Regions from separate parts of the Homo sapiens genome. Here region 2 is linked to region 1. A link is a contact called in ENCODE Hi-C or POLR2A ChIA-PET data. All regions are on one chromosome and are shown on one strand. Each heading gives the region's core, a stretch centred on a gene start or an enhancer-like site at or near the end of the contact. The rest is flanking DNA. Distances are from core to core; before and after follow the strand shown.

Region 1 (7,008 bases), core at 1,872-4,371:
GAAAGAGAGAAAAAGGCAGGCAGGCAGGGCAAGAAAGAGACAAAGAGAAAGAAAGAAAGAGAGAAAGAAAGAAGAAAAAAGAAACACACACACCCATCTCCCACTCTTTATAGTGTCATGATGTCATTTAACATAAGTGCAAGGAAAAGTTCAAGGCGTTTAATTCTAGCTTTTACAAAACCCAGAAGCATCTTGAGTTAAGTACTATTATCTTCATTTCCTAACTTTTGGCATTCGCTGACTCATTATTTCATATGTGGCTTGGGTGAGAAAAGCATCTGGGTGGCAACCTCCTCCCCCAGCTACTTCTCTGGCCAATGGGGACTGTTCTGAACTTCCCATACACTTTCTCGCAGCTTCTGCCTGAGGCTGAAACCCTTTCTGGGGTGTTTTCCCAACTGTCATCAGGATGGGATGCAGAACCAGGTGCCATGCTCTGTCCAAACCCTGCCTGGCTCCGGCCTTCTGCAGTCTCACTTCTCACCGCTCACTCTCCTGATATTTACCCAGACCCACCGTGTGGCTTCTCATTGCGGTGCTCATCAGGCCATCCTTCTGCTTGAACTGTCCTTTCTACCCATCCTCCCACAGCTAACTCTGCTCATGCTTTTAGACTCAGCATAAACATCCTCTCCCCCAGGAAGCCTTCCCTGATCCAAACCCCCGAGTTGAGCTAAATGTCCCTGCTTGGGTCTCCCACAACACTTATGCTCACCCCGTCTTATCATAACCAACATTGCAGTTGAAGTGTGTGAAGCACACATTTAACTAATGGAATTCCACTAACTCCTCTTGGCCAGAAGGAGAAAGAGAATAACTTTATTTATTTATTTACTTATTTATTTATTTCTGAGGCATGTTCTTGCTCTGTCTCCCAGGCAGGAGTGCAGTGGGCATCATCCTTCTGCCTTTTTTTTTTTTTTAAGTTTTTGTAGAGACAAGGTCTCACTCTGTTGCCCAGGCTGGTCTCCAACTCCTGGGCTCAAGTGACCCTCCCACCTCAGGCCCCCAAGTAGCTGGGATTACAGATGTGCATGCCGTCTCCCTATTCACATTTTATTTTACTTTATTTTGTTTTTTGAGACGCAGTCTTGCTCTGTTGCTCAGGCTGGAGTGCAGTGGGCTGATCTTCGCTCACTTCAACTCTGCCTCCCAGGTTCAAGAGATTCTCTCACCTCAGCCTCCTTAGTAGCTGGGACTACAGGCACACACCACCGTGCTTGGTTAATTTTTTGTATTTTAGCAGAGATGGGGTTTCACCATGTTGGCCAGGCTGGTCTGAAACTCCTGAGCTCAGGCAATCCGCCCACCTCGGCCTCCCAAAGTGTTAGGATTACAGGCGTGAACCACCGCGCCCGGCCCCTATTCACATTTTAAATAGAACCACTCTTGGCCCCCTGACCACTCCTCTCTGAGGGTTAGATGGGAGCCCTGAGTGTTACCTTAGTCCTCAGGTGTTTTAACATTGGGAGCCTCTGGCCTCTCTGGGAGTGAATCTGGCGTTTAAAGATACATATATTTGGCCGAGCGCAGTGGCTCACGCCTGTAATCCCAGCACTTTGGGAGGCCGAGACGGGCAGATCACAAGGTCAGGAGATCGAGACCATCCTGGCTAAGACGGTGAAACCGCATCTCTACTAAAAATACAAAAAAAATTAGCCAGGCATGGTGGTGGGCACCTGCAGTCCCAGCTACTCGGGAGGCTGAGGCAGGAGAATGGCGTGAACCCGGGAGGTGGAGCTTGCAGTGAGTGGAGATCGCGCCACTGCACTCCAGCCTGGGCGACAGAGCGAAACTCCGTCCCAAAACAACAACAACAACAACAACAACAACAAACATATATTTCGTGGAGCAAGAAATGTCTCAAACATAGCAAGAGAGTTGGGATGCCAACGGACCAAAGGGAAAGCAAGCATGACATAGCCCCCCACTACAAGGGCTTACCTATTATCCAAGCTTTGGGAGCTAGGTTAGAATCCCAGCTCTGTCGCTAACCAACCTGTGTACTTTAGCCAAGTCACTGTACCTGTCTAGACTTCGGATCGCATGTGTGTCTGCCCATCTCATAGGGTTACCCTGAGGCTAAATGAGGTAACAAATGTCATGAACCCACAAGGTAGACTCGACTCTCGGTAACAGTTCGTGTCACCCCCATCTCACACTACTCTCCCTCTTCGGACCCTGCACCCATGGATTCCATCCACCGCTGGCCAGGAGCTGAGTAGAGGCACCGAGCACGTGAAGAGGTGAATGGGCAAGGAAGGCTTCCAGGTCAGGTAGCATTTCCAGTGTTCCAGCCTGCAGGCATCTACCGAGCCTGGCCCGAGGCTGGCACCCAGAGATGCTTCCAGTCTTCCAGCAGCAACGCACTGACTGTAAGAAAAGCCTGCTTATAAACCCCCTACAGGCATTTGGAAGCTGGTCCCTGGGGTCCTCTACAGATTCATTTCGCCCCCAAACCCATCCCCTTTGTGCCACCCTCGTTATTGCACTCTTCCATCCGGATGGCATTTAGCTGGGTCCGGGTCTGTCACCCGTCTGACCACCAGCTCCTTGAGGGCAAGAGGCGCCTGCTGCCCTCAGGGTCCGCGCCCAGCCCGCAGCTGCTCAGATCCGGAGACGGGAAGGTTTGTTGGCGAGAACCTGACTCCCGGGTCACAGTTAAGGATGCAAGAGCCCGGCGCCTTCCCGTAGCCCCGGCCCTGTCATTAATTAATGCTGGGGCTCCATTCGGTGCAGCGCAGTCCCAGGGATGCAACCGCAACTTTTGCGCACAATAGGCTCTCGATCTGTAATCCAGCCAACCCAGGCCTGTAGTGTGTAAATGCCAACTCAGCGGGAGGGCTCTGGCTGTCGCCCAGAGCCGTTTCTCGGCTCTTTCGCGGTTGCCGGCGCGCTCGGGACAGGAGGAACCCGCAGCCCGCGGGAGTCAGCGGAGACCCGACCAGCACTATCCAGCCCTCTGCACCGCCCCCGCGGCGAGGTCTGGACCAAGTCGCCCCTAGCAACAACAGCCGGGCCGGCTTTCTCAGGCCATGCTGATTGGCGGGACTCCGGGTGGCGGCCTGTCGTCACTTCCGGCAGCCGGAGGCAGCAGAGGAAGCCGAGGGGCGGCCATCTTGGCTCCGTGAGGCTCTGAGGTGCCGGGGTGCGGCGGCGGCAGCGGCGGCCAGCAGGGCGGAGGCTGAGGCAGCAAGCTCGCTAGAGAGGGAGAAGCAGTCGGGCGCAGGCGCCTCCTCCGCAGCCCGCTCCATGGTCGGCGCCCACAGCCCGCGGCGGCCTGTCTTGCGCTCCACTTCCTTCACATCCTCCTCCGCCTCCTCGTTTTCAGGCGCCGCCGGCGGCGCTGTGTGGAGGCCCGCGAGCTGAAATTCGCGGTGCGACGGGAGGGAGTGGAGAAGGAGGTGAGGGGGCCCAGGATCGCGGGGCGCCCTGAGGCAAGGGGACGCCGGCGGGCCGAAGCGCAGCCCGCCGCCCGCAGGCTCGGCTCCGCCACTGCCGCCCTCCCGGTCTCCTCGCCTCGGCCGCCGAGGCAGGGAGAGAATGAGCCCCGGGACCCGCCGGGGGACGGCCCGGGCCAGGCCCGGGATCTAGACGGCCGTAGGGGGAAGGGAGCCGCCCTCCCCACGGCGCCTTTTCGGAACTGCCGTGGACTCGAGGACGCTGGTCGCCGGCCTCCTAGGGCTGTGCTGTTTTGTTTTGACCCTCGCATTGTGCAGAATTAAAGTGCAGTAAAATGTCCACTAGGACCCCATTGCCAACGGTGAATGAACGAGACACTGAAAACGTAAGTAACCTGGGCGTTGTAGTTGGCGGACCTTCGGGGTGGCATTCGTGCTCCTCGGGCAGTGCCTTGCAGTCGGGTGTTCCCCCCAGCCGAACGCTCTGGAAATAGAGGGCAGGCCGTAGTCACCCAGGAGGCAGCCAGGTCGGACCGTTTCCTCCAGAAGTCTGCCGTGTCCCGCTGTTCGCGGGCGGGTCTGCGAAGTACATCGATTATGCCGGCAGTCTAGTCGGTTAATAAAGCCCAGGAGTTGCAGCGTTACGGATCGGTGCTTTGAGAGGCCAGGTTGCCGCGCAATGGATTGTGCAAACGTGTGTGTCAGATCACTGCAGTGGTCAGTGCTTATTTTAGCCGAACTCTGCTTTTAACTTGGTCAGGCAGTTCTTGAGAGACTGTCACATTAATAACATATGTTACCGGTGCTGATTAAGAGTAATCGATTGGGTCAAGTGGGCGGTCTCGTTCTTTAAGATGGTCTGGAACTAAATTTAATCACAGTCACTAAGTGTCCACTGAGGGATCTTTGCGGTCCCCTTAGGAATTCCAAAACACTAGCGCGCAGCCTTTATTAAGGCAGTTTCCTTTCCATACAAATCTTTTTTGAAGGAGTTGGTTAAACATTTTGAAAAGCAGATGTATAGTGAAGCTCTGCTCTGCCACTCACTGCCTAGCTGAGGGACACCCGCTGGGGGCTTCGCTGTCCTCCTTCCTAAAAAGAGATTGGCTTAGATGAGCTCTTAGGTCCCTTTCAGCGCTCACAGGCTATGGTTTTATAAAAGGAACCTTTGATTTTGTTCATGTGAAACTACAAAATGCCAGGAACAGCATTGCTAGAGAATGAGAACTTGTAGTAGAAATTCCATTGAAGAAACGTTTGACTCTGTTCGTTTTCTAACTCTGTTCTCCTCTAACACTGGGTTCAAAAGTGTTTCAATCTAGTTGTTGACTATATTCTGTAAAACATCTAGTAAATAATTTGTAAAGAAACTTCACTGGCCTTTCATTAAAAGTGTTATGAGGTAATTGCTGGCACGAAATGTCTTCTCTTAGGGAATGCTTCCTTGCTTTGAGTGTTTTCATGCTTTCAGTAATGTCCTGAGATGTTGTGGCCTAGTGGAGTTAATGCTTTCATTTTGATCTTCAAAAATGCCGCTTGTTTGCTGGATAGCTGTTTGATAATTTAATCCGTAAACGTAAACCATAGCCTAAAGCATCCCTGTAGCATATTAGTATACAATATTTAATGCTCTGTGGCCCTGAGTAAGTAGAACAGTGATGTACCTTTCTCCACCTGAGATAGATTAGAAAATTATATAAAGAGTGAGTAATAGAAACTCTTAGACTAGGTGAGTCAGGGAACTAATTTCCTTATAGTCCTTTTAAAGAAACCTTATTTATTTGTTTATTTATTTATTTATTTACTTATTTATTTTTTGAGACAGACCGAGACTGTCTCCCAGGCTGGAGTGCAGTGGTGCGATCTTGGCTCACTGCAGCCTCCACCTCCCAGGCTGAAGTGATTATCATGCCTCAGCCTCCCGAGTAGCTGGGATTACTGGCGTGCACCACCACGCCCGGCTAATTTTTGTATTTTTAGTAGAGACAGGGTTTCACCATGTTGGCCAGGCTGGTCTAGAACTCCTGGCCTCATGTGATCCACCCGCCTCGGCTCCCCAAAGTGCTGAGATTACAGGCATGAGCCAGTGTGCCCAACTGATTAGTTTTGATCATTGATCTTCACTCAGAGAAGCAAAACCTTACATTGAACCAGAGTAGGAGCTCCATGCTTTCTAAACTGAAGCCAAAAACAGTCATAGCAGATTTGTGATAATGAAGGATTTCAAATGGGTCTTTTTTCTTTCTTTCTTTTTTGAGATGGAGTCTGGCTCTGTCTCCCAGGCTGGAGTGCCGTGGCATGATCTCGGCTCACTGCAACCTCCGCCTCCCGGGTTCAAGTGATTCTCCTGCCTCAGCCTCCTGAGTAGCCAGGATTACAGGCATGTGCCACCACTCCCGGCTAATTTTGTATTTTTAGTAGAGACGGGGTTTCTCCATGTTGGTCGTGCTGGTCTCAAACTCCCGACTTCAGGTGATCCTCCCGCGTCAGCCTCCCAAAGTGCTGGGATTACAGGCGTGAGCCACCACGCCCAGCCATGTAGTGTATTTAAAATGAATTTTTGACTTTTTTTAAAAATCAAGTTTATCACACATCGTTGCATTAATTTACCATGCCCTGTTACATTTTTAACTCTTGCATTGGCATGTTCTGGAAGGAGCTGTGTAGCTTTCACAGTGTGGAGCCCTTGTGTCAGTGTTATAACTCAGGTATAGTCCATATTAATTACCTACATTACTGCACTGCTAAGTATTAGACTTCCTGCCAATTGAGTGGTGAATGTACAAGAATGAATGGGAGCTCTCATTCTGTTGAGAACCTTTTTTCTTAAAGTTAGGTTTGTTGAGATGTAATGTTCATCTGTTTTAAGTATACAGTTTGGTGAATTTTGACAAGCGTATAGTTATGTAACCGCTATCACAATCAAGATGTAGAACACTTCCATTGCCAGAAAGGTCCCTTATGGCCCTGTATAGTCAGTGCCCTCTCCCTTTCTTAGCCCCTGGGTAACCACTGATCTGCTTTCTGTCCCTGTAGTTTTGCCTTTTCTAGGATGCTATGTAAATGGAGTCACAGTGTAAATAATCTTTTGTGTCTTCTTTCACTTAGAGTAGTGCTTTTGAGATTTATTTGAATGTGTATCAGTATCAGTAGTTCATTCCTTTTTATTGCTGAGTAAGTATTTCCTTGTTTGGATGTGCCACAATTTTTTTTAATCCACTCACCAGTGATGGACATTTTTGGCTATTGTGACTAGAACAGTTTTCTTTTAGTATTCTGTAAAAATACTTTTTATTGTGCTTACCCCAGGAATCTTATTTAAATTTTAAGTAATTGTATATAACTGTGATAAGAATGTCGCTTATTAGATCAAGACTAAGAAAAGGCAGGCCGGGTGTGGTGGCTCATACCTGTAATCCCAGCACTTTGAGAGGCTGAGGCTGGCGGATCACGAGGTCAGGAGATCGAGACCATCCTGGCTAACATGGTGAAACCCTGTCTCTACTAAAAATACGAAAAATTAGCCGGGCGTGGTGGCAGGCACCTGTAGTCCTAGCTACTCGGGAGGCTGAGGCAGGAGAATGGCATGAACCTGGGAGGCAGAGCT
Region 2 (7,008 bases), core at 3,054-5,553, 460 kb after region 1:
GCTGGGGCACGAGAATCACTTGAATCCAGGAGGCAGAGGTTGCAGTGAGCTGAGATCCTGCCACTGCACTCTAGCCTGGGTGACAGAGCGAGACTCTGTCTCAAAAAAAAAAATAAATCATGCTGAATCAAGGCAGTTTTCATCCTTTCTATAATCTAAATTGGGCTTTCCATTTTTACTAAAATTCTTACTTCTATCAAACTTGTAAATGCTTTCAGGGCCAGATCTTAGGGACTAAACAAAAAGTATTATTTAAATGGTACCATTTTTTCCTGGGAAAACATTTTTAAAATGTCATCCATTGATAAAAAGGTGAGTGACTACCAATAACAACAACAAAAAAATACTATTTTCATAAGGGAAAATTCCAAAATATAATTTAGTTTAGAAGTGGAAAGGACGGCAGAGCGCAGTGGCATACGCCTGTTATCCCAGCACGTTGGGAGGCTGAGGCAGGCAGATCACAAGGTCAAGAGATCAAGACAATCCTGGCCAACGTGGTGAAACCCCATCTCTACTAAAAATACAAAAATTAGCTGGGCGTGGCGGCGCACGCCTGTAGTCTGAGCTACTTGGTAGGCTGAGGCAGAAGAATCACTTGAACCCAGGAGGCAGAGGTTGCAGTGAGCCGAGGTCATGCCACTGCACTCCAGCGTGGCGACAGAGCAAGACTCCGTCTCAAAAAAAAAAAAAAAGTGGAAAGGCCAGGTGCAGGGGCAGAGGGGTGGCTCACACCTGTAATCCCAGCACTTTGGGAGGCTGGGGCGGGCAGATCACTCAAGCTCAGAAATTCGAGACCAGCTTGAGCAACAAGGTGAAACCCCGTCTCTACTAAAAATACAAAAATTAGCCGTTTGCCGTGGCGTGTGTCTGTGGTCCCAGCTACTCGGGAGGCTGTGGCATGAGAATCACTTGAGCCTAGGAGGCGGAGGTCGCCGTAAGCTGAGATCGTATCATTGCACTCCAGCCTTGGCAACAGGAGTGAAACCCTGTCTCGAAAAATAAAAAAAAAAAGAAGGTGGAAAGTCACAGCACTTTGTACGACAGCAAATAGAAGACTTCTACAGAGATTTGATTGTGTCAGATGAGAATTTGGCCACTCACTCTCATTTATTCTCAACAGCTGAGAGACTGGGCACTGTAGTACACCATGTGATTAATTAAAAGTTACCACATGGCCGGGCGCAGTGGCTCATGCCTGTAATCCCAGCACTTTAGGAGGCCAAGGTGGGCAGATCACCTGAGGTCATGAGTTCAAGGTCAGCCTGCCCAACATAGTGAAACCCTGTTTCTACAAAAATACAAAAATTAGCCAGGCAGGATGGAGGGTGCCTGTAATCCCAGCTACTCAGGAGGCTGGGGCAGGAGAATCTCTCGAACCTGGGAGGTGGAGGTTGCGGTGAGTCAAGATCATGTTGCACTCCAGCCTGGGCAACAGAGTGAGACTCTGTCACAAAAAAAGAAAAAAAGAAAAAAGTTACCACGACATTATATACTAATTGCCAATTTTCAAATAAAATAAAATATACTCTAAGCCTATGTTGTCCAATATGGTAGTCACTAAGCACATGTAGCTACTGAGCACTGGAAATGTGCTAGTCTGAGCTGAGGTGTGTGCTGTAAAATGCAAACTGTCACCGGATTCACACCAGATTTCAGACACTTAGTACCAGAAAAAATGTATAATATCTCATTAGTGGTTTTTTCATATTGAATACGTGTTAAAATAATATTTTGGATATGCTAAGTTAATAAAAGGATACTACTAAAATTAGTACTTTTTCAACTTGTTTCATGTAGTTACCACAAAATTTAAAATTGCATTTGTGGCTTGCTTTACATTTTTATTGGACAGTACTGCTCTACACAAACTGCAAAATATGACCCAACGTTCCTTTGATTCATCATCATCATGATGAATACCAAATATACAATAAATCGAGAAAAATCTTATTTACATTTTTGGATAGTTTAAAATATTACCAAGTAAGAATGGCATTTCTGAAAACTCCTACTAAATTTACAACCAACTCCAACTGTGTTAATAGAGGAAGGACTCAGTCCTACAAGTAGTATTTTTAGGGATCAAAAAGGAAATACAAAAGTAAAAGCCATACATGAGAGTCTAAGAGAAATACCATCTGTTTCTAAAAGGCATTTTTAAACAAAAGCGGTGTTTTAAACAGGTAATAGACCTGTTTTTTTAAAAAACAGTATTTTATTGTTTTGAGAAATCCGAAGAAATGCCCCAATTCCCAGCTAAACAAACCTCTTAAAAAGGAAACCTGTGAAGGTAGGAACTCAAAACTCTACTCCCGTGGAATAGAGGTAAGATGTCTGAATGAATCATATGGAAAATGTAAGCCAAGTTTCTTAGCAGGATATTTATAATTAAACATTATACAACGACGAAGCCAGCCAAAATTTTTCTAGATATCCTTCAATGCCACCACAGTATGAATGCATCAATCAACTATTACAGGATTTAACTAAAACTACTTTCAAAATTCTGAAACACCATAATGCCTTTCATCAAAATCTAGCTAGTGAGAATTAGGGAGGGAAGTTTCCAAATGCCTTATCTTATAAAGTTAGAAATTGAAAATTCAAAGCCATATTAAGAATAATAAATATTTGTATGACATTCTGTTCAACCATCACTTTTGGATACATCATCCTATTTGATCCTCAGGACAGCGCTCAGATATTGGTACATTTTTATCCCTACTTTAGAGGTAATTCCAGGCTCAAAGACCTTGACTTCTTCAAGGTCACATAGCTAAAAAGTGGAAGAACCAGCGTTTCACCCCAGATCTTCTGATGCTCATCCAATTCTCTTTCCATTACAAGACAATTATTCATTTAAAACCAAATGTTTAGAAACCCAACAAGTCTGATGCTAAAGAAAGACCTAAGGATCAAGTAGATCAAACCTTAAGACTTGGAAAACGCTGAAAGCCGGCTACAAAACATGCTGGAATCCGTTAAAAACGGGGAGAAGAGATTATCAAGAGAAAGGAAATCAAAGAGGAAGAAGGGGGATCTAATCTAAATGTCCTTGGGTGCAGCATAGCAGAATGGCAATATTCAAGTAGAGAATGCAGGGAAACTGCACTTTCCTGTGAAATGTGATTTTCAACGTAGTATTGTAGGTTAAAAAAATGACTGTGTTACTTTACTATAAACGTGTTTGAGAATTTTACTTACGATATAGGCGCTCAGAAAACCAATACCTCTCCAACTGGGTACAACCAGTCCCACATTTTTTCATAAGTCATGATGCTTACCTCCCAAAAAGCCAATTTTTAAAAATCAGAATTCAGCATCCCCTCCTATTCAGATTATAGGTAAAGGGAAGGGTCGGTAGGACGATGGCAAATCTAATGGCCAATGTCTTTCTAGGCGAAAGCATCCTTAAGGGCAGGACAAAGACACCACCACTACAAACGAACCTCGTTCAACCTTCAGAACACGGAGAACAAACCAGTTAAAGCAAAACGAACCAACATTGCAGATACGGGAAAAGGGAATTCCTAAGATGGCTCTCCAAATCCGTGCACTCGGCACCTTTCCTCAGTACAACCGCGAAGGCTACGGGAATGCGCCTGCAGAGTGTGGGAACTCCGGGCGCGGGTGCCCACCCCGCCGACTCCCAGGGCGACCCCAGAACGTTCGTTTCAGGCGGGTCACAGCTGCGCCACCCACCAGACCTGTGCCCCAGCGTCCGACCGCGCACCTGAGAGGACCGAGGAGATGACCGGCCCCAAATGCATCTGCTTCTCCCCGCGGCCGCGGAGGCCGAGCAGGAAGGGCCCGCAGGCGGCCCCGGCCCCGCGCTGACAGCCCGGCGCCGCCCCCACCTGCCCGCCTGGGGGGCGCCGCGGCCGGGCGCGCCCGCCCAGCCACTTCCTTCCCCGCCCGCCCGGCCTCGCACCGGCCCGCGGGGGCTGGGAGCCGCGGGAGGAAGGAGGTTTGGCCAGCGGCCCGCGGAGGAAGCCGCCGCCACCTCCCGCCCGCCCTCACCCACCGGCATCATCGCGGGGAGAGTCCGCGACGCCCTCGGCCGCCGCCTGACAGGACGCTCCGCGCCGAGCTGTGCCCACCGCTCCGGCCGCCTCCTAAGGCCGCGCTCCCGCCGCCGTGCTCTCCGGCCCGGCCGCGGCGAGGCGGCAGCTGCGGCGGGCTGCGGGGCTCTCGCTGGCCCTGTCGCGGCCGCCGGCGCGCTGCGTCGCTGTCCCGGGCACCCGGCCGCCGCCGCCGCCGCCTCAACCTCAGCCTCAGCCTCAGCCCCAGCCCGACAGCCTGCGGCCCGCCCGCCCGGCTCGCTCTTCAGCCCCCGCAGGCCCCGCCCCCAGCGCGACGCCCCGCACGGGTCCCGTAGCCCCCTCTGATTGGCCCGGTGGGAGCGGGGGCGGGGAGAGGGGCGGGGCTTCCCGGCTCCGCCCGCTACCCTCGCTCTCAGCGGCGGCCAGGTGCGTGCGCGTCCGCGCTCCCGGCGGCGGGGGAGGGGCGGACGCGCAGTGGGCACCGGTGGCCTCCCCCGCCCTTGCGTGAGCCCCGACTAGGGAAGACCGCGGACGGTGGGAGGACTGAGGCCCGACAGGGAAGGGCCGGCCCGGGTCCCGCAGCGGATCACGGCAGGGCCGGGACTCGAACCCGGGCTCCCGGGGGCCGACTGTGGGCCGGGAGCGTCCCTGCGGCGACGGCGCGCGCCCGCACTCTGACCGCGGCCTGACCCCCGGCTGCCGGCGCGCCGTGGGGCTGCGGCCCAGAGGCCAGTGGGAGGGGCGCGGGGGGCCCCCGGAGCGAGCATGTGACCCGAGGCCGCGCGCTCGGAACCAGCCCCGGCCCGACGCCCTTGGCTGGCACCTGCTTCTCCCCCACCGGCGTCTTCCGCGGCTCTCGGGGCCGCGCCCCCCGCACCAGCTCCCGAGCCTTGGCCTTCGCCCGAGCGATCTCCCGCCTAGAACCCCGCGCCCACCTGTGCCACCTGTGCCCACCTGCGCCAGCATCCCTCGAGGTCCAGCTCCAGCGTCCCCGGGGAGGGTCCGGTCCTCGTCTCCAGGGCCTGGGTCTCTCCCTGCAGTCCCGTCTCCAGAGGCGCCGCCCCCTCGGGCCTGAGCGCCGGAGTGACAGAGCCCTGGGCAGGGCCCTGAGCAGACCCTCAGTAAAGGCTGCCAGGGGGGTAGGCACCCGCTCGGGGCCCCCCACATGGTGCCATTCGCCCGGACCGCGGCGGAGAGCAGACAGGGGGACTGAGGTGCTCCCCGCGGCAGCACCGAACTCCCACGGGCATCAGAAGGCAAGGTCTGCGGATGGCCCCAGACACAGAAGGCGTAAGCCGCCCTGGGAAGCGCCGGCCCAGTGGAGAAGGCCGCCGCGAGGTCAGGGTCAGTCTGGAGCCTGTCTGGTTCTCGGAGAGGCTTCTGGCTGCTGCAGAGTGGGGGCAGAGCAAGGGAGGAGGCCAGGGAGCTCCCACCAGCCCATTCCTGGGGAGCCACCCCTGTCCCTCAGAGGCCACGGGGGCTCGTGTTTGCGAGTGTGGACTTTCCAGTTAGACAGACTTGGTTCAGCACCGCCTCCGCCACACCCTCGCCTGGGATCCTAAACAAGCCGCATCTTCTCTGCATCGTAGTGTGCTTGTCTCTGTGATGGGAGAGTGTAGGGATAATAGTGCCTGCCTCGTGTCAAGAGGCTTTTTCGGATGCGAGGGATGGAAAGCGCCCAGCACAATTTGTGGCACGTGGTAGCTGTTCCATAAATAGCATTCTGTAGTTGGGCCGTGATTAGCAAGGAGGCTTAGTGTACAGACGTCCCTGGGATTTTTAAACCTATCCACACCTGGGCATGAATGGCTAATGACACCCCTCTTCTGGGAGCAGAGTTTGGAGAGAAGAGGAGGCTCTAGATAATGAGTGATCCTAGGCTGAAAGTCAGAGACATACTTAAGTTCTAATTCTAGCTGCTCTGCTTCTGACCTCCTGTGGGGCCTTAGGCAACTTGCACTCCTTCTCTGGGCCTTGGTTTCCCCAGCTTTGACAGCTGATGTCCCTGAGTCACGAAGGGGTACTTCTGGCCCACGAAGCCTGACAAAGGACAGGTTTTGCCAAGGCTCTTCAGAGAGGTGCCCCCCGGGGTAAGGTGATCCAAATGAGCCTGCTCTTCCAGGAAGGGAAGCATTGGCACAAGGGCTCCCCTCTTGCCTGCAGGACCTGTGGGCACAGACAGTGGCAGCTACCGTGCCTCACACCAAAGCATCCTATATCCTCCAGGTAAGGGTCCATTTGAGGCAGGCTGGTCAGCTCCCCCTCAAGTCCTTCCCGCTGGTCCCCATCCTCCTCTCCACCCAGCCTGCCACCTCCAGGCATCGGCCCATCACCTCCCACCTGGACCAAGCTCATTCATTATAAGCCCACTGCTCTAGCCTCCACGCCCCCACCATTCCCAACACGCCCCTGCCCTCCATCTTCCTGGAGCACACACGGCCCAACCCTGTAAAGCCCTTCTGTGTCTCTCCATTACACAGACCAAAGTTCACGAGCAGCCCATCAGGAATCGCCGTGAATGTTGTTAATGTGCAGTGGCTCACGCCTGTAATTCTACCACTTTGGGGGGCCAAGATGGGAGGATTGCTTGAGGCCAGGCCAGGAGTTCGAGACCGGCCTGGTCAACACAATGAGATCCCCCCATCTCTAAAAAAAAAAAAAAAAAAAAAGGAATCACCAGTAATGATGGGATATAGGCATTAAGGTTACGGAAGAAGATGTCCATATTTTTTAGAGATGCATCCTAGCATATGTAAGGGGTCTGCAATTTGTTTAAAAACAATTCAGCCAGAGGGAAAGAGAGCCAAGCAATTAGGAATAACTGAAACATACGTGGCAAATTCTTGATAACATTTGAACCTGGATGGTGGGTATGTTGGGGTGCATTGTACTTTATACTCTATGTTTGAAATATTTTATGTTAAAAATGATTAAAGGGGCCGGGCGCGGTGGCTCACACCTG

The links. A loop is a pair of places that touch in the nucleus more often than their neighbours do. ChIA-PET counts read pairs that join two places held with the same protein, here RNA polymerase II (POLR2A). Pooled maps may share reads with other maps.
Region 2: a pooled map shows a loop between it and region 1 (14-fold over the local background). The contact joins the promoter of PPP1R13B here to the promoter of MARK3 in region 1. A Hi-C loop is called at or near these places in 9 of 50 pooled maps. POLR2A ChIA-PET finds 5 or more read pairs at or near these places in 2 of 52 experiments (GM10248 and activated CD4-positive, alpha-beta T cell).

The regions. Positions count from the first base shown.
Region 1 is chr14:103,382,294-103,389,301 of GRCh38, forward strand. MARK3 (microtubule affinity regulating kinase 3) reads left to right here and starts at 3,122. Exons shown (of 18, transcript NM_001128918.3): 1 at 3,122-3,787. The coding sequence starts at 3,737. RefSeq lists enhancers at 1,947-2,938, 2,939-3,928, 3,869-4,058 and a silencer at 3,399-3,588.
Region 2 is chr14:103,843,272-103,850,279 of GRCh38, forward strand. It overlaps PPP1R13B (protein phosphatase 1 regulatory subunit 13B), which reads right to left and starts at 4,304. Exons shown (of 17, transcript NM_015316.3): 1 at 4,028-4,304. The coding sequence starts at 4,036. It overlaps PPP1R13B-DT (PPP1R13B divergent transcript), which reads left to right and starts at 4,450. Exons shown (of 3, transcript NR_038436.1): 1 at 4,450-4,472. RefSeq lists silencers at 3,814-4,013, 4,184-4,623, 4,644-4,773, 4,794-4,863.